2 separate regions of the Homo sapiens genome follow, and region 1 is linked to region 2. Evidence: chromatin contacts called from ENCODE Hi-C data. All regions are on one chromosome and are shown on one strand. Each heading gives the region's core, a stretch centred on a gene start or an enhancer-like site at or near the end of the contact. The rest is flanking DNA. Distances are from core to core; before and after follow the strand shown. Region 1 holds the start of SLC44A5 (solute carrier family 44 member 5). Region 2 holds the start of LHX8-AS1 (LHX8 antisense RNA 1).

Region 1 (2,832 bases), core at 175-2,674, 480 kb after region 2:
AAGAGAACTTCAGGGTTTCAGCCCAATTCACTAAATAGGAAAGAGGGCTAAGATTCAAGATCAGTGTTGGAACTAGTAACAAATATTACATTTCATGATAGAGGTGCAAAAATAATGAACCACAGGTATATTCATGATCTAATGTTATGTAACCTATTACCCCCAAATTTTAGTGGTTTAAGACAAGAGTAAGCATTTATTATATCTTATGGTTTCTGTGATTCAGGAATCCAGAAGCAGCTTGATTGGATAGCTCTGGGTCGGGGCTATCATGAAATTCAGTCAGATGTTGGCTGAAGCTACAGTCATCTGAAGGCTTGACTTGGTTGCAGGGTCTGTTCCCAAGATAGATCACTCACATAACTAGCAAGTTGTTGCTATTAGCAGGAGGCCTCAGTTCTTCCCACACAGAGCTAAGATTCAAGACTTCTATGCAAGTCAAGAAATACACACACACACACACACACACACACACACACACACACATAGTGAAGTCTGAATATAAATTAGGAACTGAGCTCTTCTTCTCTCTCCATAGGTATATACATATACATACATATACCTATATACACATAGATATCCTGGAGAATTATTTAGAGAGAGCAATATTTCTACATCAGCTCCCTAGGCCAAGTAAGGTGACCCAATGGACTTCACTTTTCTAAAAAGTGCAGTTATACTTATGTATCTTCTCTTACTATTCATCAAAATACCGACAATATTTTGGGCTGAAATGTTAATAATATCTGTATGAACCTCTGCTTCAAAAAATAATCCAAGGGATCCTTGAGTATTTTTAAAACATGGCATCTGGTTTCCCCAAAATGAGCAACATAAGAAAGCAAAGAATACAAAAGAACAAGGCAGAAGCCATAGTGTATGTCTTTATGATGTAGTTTTCTGCTGTACAGTACTGATCACATGGTCAGCTGTGATTCATTTTGGAAGGGGAGTATGAACAGGTGTGAATACCAGTAGGTAAGGATTCCTAGAGATGTTATCAACATCTCAGCCCGAAATATTGTCGATATTTTGGTGAATATTAAGAGAAGATACATAAGTGTAACTGGACTTTTTAGAAAAGTGAAGTCCATTGGGTCACCTTACTTGGCCTAGGGAGCTGATGTAAAAATACTACTCTCTTTAAATAATCCCCCAGGATATCTATATATATACACACACACACACGGAGAGGAAGTGCTCAGTTCCTAATTTATATTCAGACTTCACTATATATATGTGTGTGTGTGTGTGTATTTCTTGAGTTGTATAGAATACGTACTTATGAATAACAAACTTGACCAATTTTCCTACAGACATAGACTTCTTGCATTTAGCAGTATCACTCACCTCTTACTCCATCATTTCTTCAATAACTCCATCAACACTGAACCTTCTAACTCTAACATGCTACGATTCACTACTGTGAAAAAAAAGCTGATGTCATAAACACATTGTGTTCCAGTATCACTAAGGGCCATACCCCATTCTTAGGTAATCCCTGAGGTCCTACTAGCCTTGCTAGCCTCAAAGGAGTCACTTGGAGTATAAAGAGGGGGAGGAGACTGAACAAAGTCCTGGAGCTATAGTATATTTTTTCATTGTTAATCCTTGGCAAAGAAGTAGGTAGTTTGGAGGTGGAAGTAGGCCATGATTACCTTTAAAATAATCTACTATTATTTGTGTCTTTCCTGAATATCATAGCACCTTCTTGTCACAAATGCTTAGGGGAAAGAAAATCATCCAATATACCCCATATCCCACTTACCAACATCTCTACAGTAAAATGAGACCCAAGAGCATGATTTCCTTAACTAGCTATCAAGCAACTACCTCCAACAAACAGCAGTTATCATTAATATGTTCATGCTATTTTCATTTGTGAGGTCTGTAATCCATCAGAACAACCTGACAGTGATTAAGTAAAATCAAAGAGACTTTGTAAACATCTGTGTGCTTTTATTGTTACAAATGCTTCATTATAAAAAGATCAGTCAAAAGCATAAAAGTACCCTGGTTTAAACTTTTTCTGTGTTTGAATGAGAATGTTTCTCTTGGAACATGCTCATATCAGGCTTCCACTTGGCAAAATCACGAATTGGCTGATGTTGTTTTAGAGGCTTTCTCATGTCCCCTTCCAAACATCACTCTTCTCCTTCTGTGGACCCCTTTCTGTTATCTAGGAGCCCCTCATGCTGCCTTCCACATTCTGCCTACTGCACAGTCATGTTCTGGACCCCTCAGAATCCCCCTCTACCATTACAATATGTTTTTCCTAAGACTTACTTGCATTGAAAGGCTTGCCAGGGAAGTGACTAATCTTATCATCTTGTACTAAATGTTAAATTAATCCTCATTCTCTCTAGAATTGTTTTCTAAGCAGGGATTCCTAGAGATGCTATCAATATCTCAGCCTGAAATTGCATAGGTATTCTGGTGAATAGCAAGAGAAAATAACGTGAGTATAACTGGACCTTTTAGAAAAGTGAAGTCTATTAGGTCACCTTAGTTGGCCTAGGGAGTTGATGTAGGAATGCTCCTCTCCCTGAAATAATCTTCCAGGAGAGGAATGTATCCCCAAATAGCAAGTGAATATCCAATGGCTTCTCATTGCACTTAAACTCTATATTCCTTTTTATGACCAAAAAGGCCTGGCTTCTCCCTAACTGTCTCTTCCTTACACATTACACCTCTTCCTTTTGTATGTGAATGTGCCAAGCTACCACCTCATTTCTACCTTAAGGCCTGAAGTGTTATGTTCCAGTTCTTGGCATGCAAATTACTCTTCATCACTTGTTTCCCGACACAAATGCCACCTTTCCAGACAATCTA
Region 2 (3,067 bases), core at 23-2,522:
TCAAACGTGTGGTTACTCACCCCGAGGAGCTCAGAGGCAAAGGGTTCAATAGTCAAGTTGGTGGGGACTTTCCCTACTTAAAGTTATAATTTGCTAATTCGGATCTATTGCTTTTAAATATCGAGTTCCAGAGACCTCTGTCAATGCAGGCTTAATTTCATCCCACTGATGAAGGATGTTTATAAACGGCGCCTGCAGTGCGAGCTGAGTGTGAAAATATCAGTTTTATGCCTTTTGATAAGAATTACCGAGGCGGAAGGCTCATTAGACGATTACAAATTTCGCAGCTGCTCGCAGCCCAATTAGGCAGCTCTTCGGGTGAGTGGAAGCTGTGGGGGTCAGGGCGGGTTGATGTTCCCTCTCTCCAGCCCGGACCTCCAATCAAGGCCTGGCTCCACGGGATCTAGACCCCTTCCCTGCCCCCATCTGTTTTTAGGGAGATACACTCAAGGCTTCCCTTAAGCAGGAGAGGCACAGCCTGGGACAGGACGCACTCCGAAGTCTCTCAGGCTGTCTTTCCCATGGGCTTGCAAAAAGCCCTGTGGTCCACGGATGTTGGTAGACACCTTGGGTGGGCCTGCCGCCTCTGATTTTCAAATTTTCAATTTAGTAGGTAGGAACTGTCACGACGCAGGCGATTGCTTTTCCACCTGTGGACACATAAGATGATGTTTTTTTGATCAGAGTCTTCGTTCAAAATTGGAATCAATTGGCGTTTGGGCTAAAAACCCTCATTACTAAGACCAAACAAACAAACAAAAACTCTTTTGATTTTTAGCGCACCCCTGTAAAGTAGGAAGATAACTTTTCCGTTGCCCCAGCCGAGGATGAGCGTGGGTAAGAGGCGTGACGCGAGCTCCAGGGAACCGGGCCACCAGGAAGAAGCTATACCTTCGTACGCCCACCCCTGACAAAAGGTCAGAAGGTCGTTGGACCCCAGACCGACAGGACGATCAGCCCTGGGATTCATAGCAAACACATTCCCCTCTTCTTGCACACTCGACCCCCAGCCAAAGGCTTATACCGCCCAGGACATAGAAATTGACTCACCGCCCAGAGGCTTACAGCTCAAGGAGGGGTGCGCGCAGCTGCACCCCGGGACAGGTCAGCATCCCACAAGGCGCCTGGAGTAAAGCGAGGCCAGACCAATCTTTCACGTCTTCTGCTCCTGTCTGACGACCATTCTTCTTCCCCAAGCCCAGAAACCTCTAAAAATGAATCATTTTCTCCACTTATGCAGAGATAGACGCTCTTAGATCAAGGTTAGTATTTTGAAAACCTGACTGAGAGCCGCCTGATTAGGCGAGGGTGGGTGGAAAGACCGCATAAATGCCCGCACCCCCGCCCTGCTTCCCTAACACAGCTCCAGCTCTCTCTGGATCTCCAAATGACCCGCGCGATAAATTCTCCTCGATAGTAGCCAGACAGTACCCCAGATTCACTTTAAACCCTAACACACACACACACACACACACACACACACACTGTAATTAAATATCCAAACCGGACCTTTATGTTTAATTCCACTTTCAACGAAATCCTGCTCTATACACGACCTGATGGCGCCAATGTTCTGCACGACTCTGACTTTCCATTCGGAAGAGCGGTCTCCACAACGATGCTATTTCATGGAAAATGCATTATGTGAATTTCTCCACCACCCCCAATACCGATTTCTGCATTTGATGAAAAACACAAGTCTTTCTGGTTCCCACGCACAAGTTAGCTTTTTGAAAAGTCAGTCCACCCCAATCTTTCAATTTTCTAAGAGGGCACAGATTAATTATATCGTCCTCCTCCCTTCGCTCAGTAAATTTAAACGAGATCTCCCAGAGAGGACCGGCAGGGGGATGGCTAATATTAACTTGTGCGCAGCTGCGCGAAAAGAAAAACAATGGCGATAGGAAAATGCTCTGAAGACTCTAGTGTTTATGGGAGAAAAATGCAATGGAGGAAAAACTAAATTTGTAGTGGTAACTCGGTCCCAGACTCTTACACAGGCTCACTTCATCACAGGAAAGGCTATCTATCTCCTCCGCTAGCCGGCTGCTGACCGAGCTGGGGTCTGGGCAAGATCATTTCGCTCTTTTTCTTCTATACAAATAAGGCAAGGAGATAAGATATGTGTGTGTGCGTGTGTGTGTTTTACATATATATTTCCATCTAATTAAAGCAAAATCCTATGATTCTGTTAAAGGCCTTTAAGAAATAGACTCCTAGATCTTCTTAGTTTCAGAAGTTTAGCTTTTTAAATGGAAACAAAAATCATTTAAAAATAATCTTTTAACCAAATTTGTCTTTATACACTAAATAATGAAATAAAGTTTATACCACAAAGAGTCTGTTTAAACAAACACACCTTCCAATCTTAATCAAAATTAAGGTACCCTGAATACCTCCCTCCGCCGCTTCCCCGCCCCGCAGTCAGAACTTGAGGCAGAAGACAAGGCTGCTCGGGCTTACATTTTGTCTAGGAGATGAAAGAGCAATACTCATTAGCAACATACTTTTGTCTTTCTTGTAGCCTTGATTTCAAATCTAGTCGCAAATCATAAGCTTTTGTGTTGCTCAGATGTTCCTTCTTTATCTTAATGAGAAAACTTTTCGGAAAGGGAGCGCGAACTGCTAGATAAGTCAGCTCCCAGGCTGCCAGGAGCGGTGGCATTCCTCGGCTACACCGGACAGCTGCGAGTTTCAAGAGAATGACTAAAACTTTCAAGTCACCCAGACCTCCACTTCCCCTTCTGCTTGCTGCAGAAAGAGATGTAACCTGAATCTTTGTTTAGGTTTGGGTTGGGGAGCGAGAATTTAAAAGTTATGGCAAATGCAGACAGCAGATTTTTTAAAGTCAAGTTAACAGGACATCCCCCAATTTTTTTTTCTTTAGTACTAAACCTGAAGTCAGTTGGCGTGTTCTGATAAAGATTTTAACATGTAGAGAAGGCGGGTTTTCCTGAAAGAGGCGAAGCAATTTCTCCAGGAAAGACTTTCCCCCACACGCCCCCTTCCTTTATATTAGGTTCCACCCTCTGGAAAACAAAACTTTTTTTTTTTTCTTTTCCTGGAG

Evidence for each region. Hi-C counts contacts between places; a loop is a spot of excess contacts on that map. Pooled maps may share reads with other maps.
Region 1: a loop to region 2 is called in a map of naive thymus-derived CD4-positive, alpha-beta T cell, with 7 times the contacts of the local background. The contact joins the promoter of SLC44A5 here to the promoter of LHX8-AS1 in region 2. A Hi-C loop is called at or near these places in 1 of 168 maps with a recorded cell type or tissue (naive thymus-derived CD4-positive, alpha-beta T cell), 9 of 37 single-sample maps with no recorded cell type and 9 of 50 pooled maps.

The regions. Positions count from the first base shown.
Region 1 is chr1:75,609,690-75,612,521 of GRCh38, forward strand. SLC44A5 (solute carrier family 44 member 5) reads right to left here and starts at 1,425. Exons shown (of 24, transcript NM_001130058.2): 1 at 1,351-1,425.
Region 2 is chr1:75,131,304-75,134,370 of GRCh38, forward strand. LHX8-AS1 (LHX8 antisense RNA 1) reads right to left here and starts at 1,273. Exons shown (of 2, transcript NR_187397.1): 1 at 1,051-1,273; 2 at 1-650. It also overlaps a transcript of LHX8 not described here. RefSeq lists an enhancer at 33-1,232.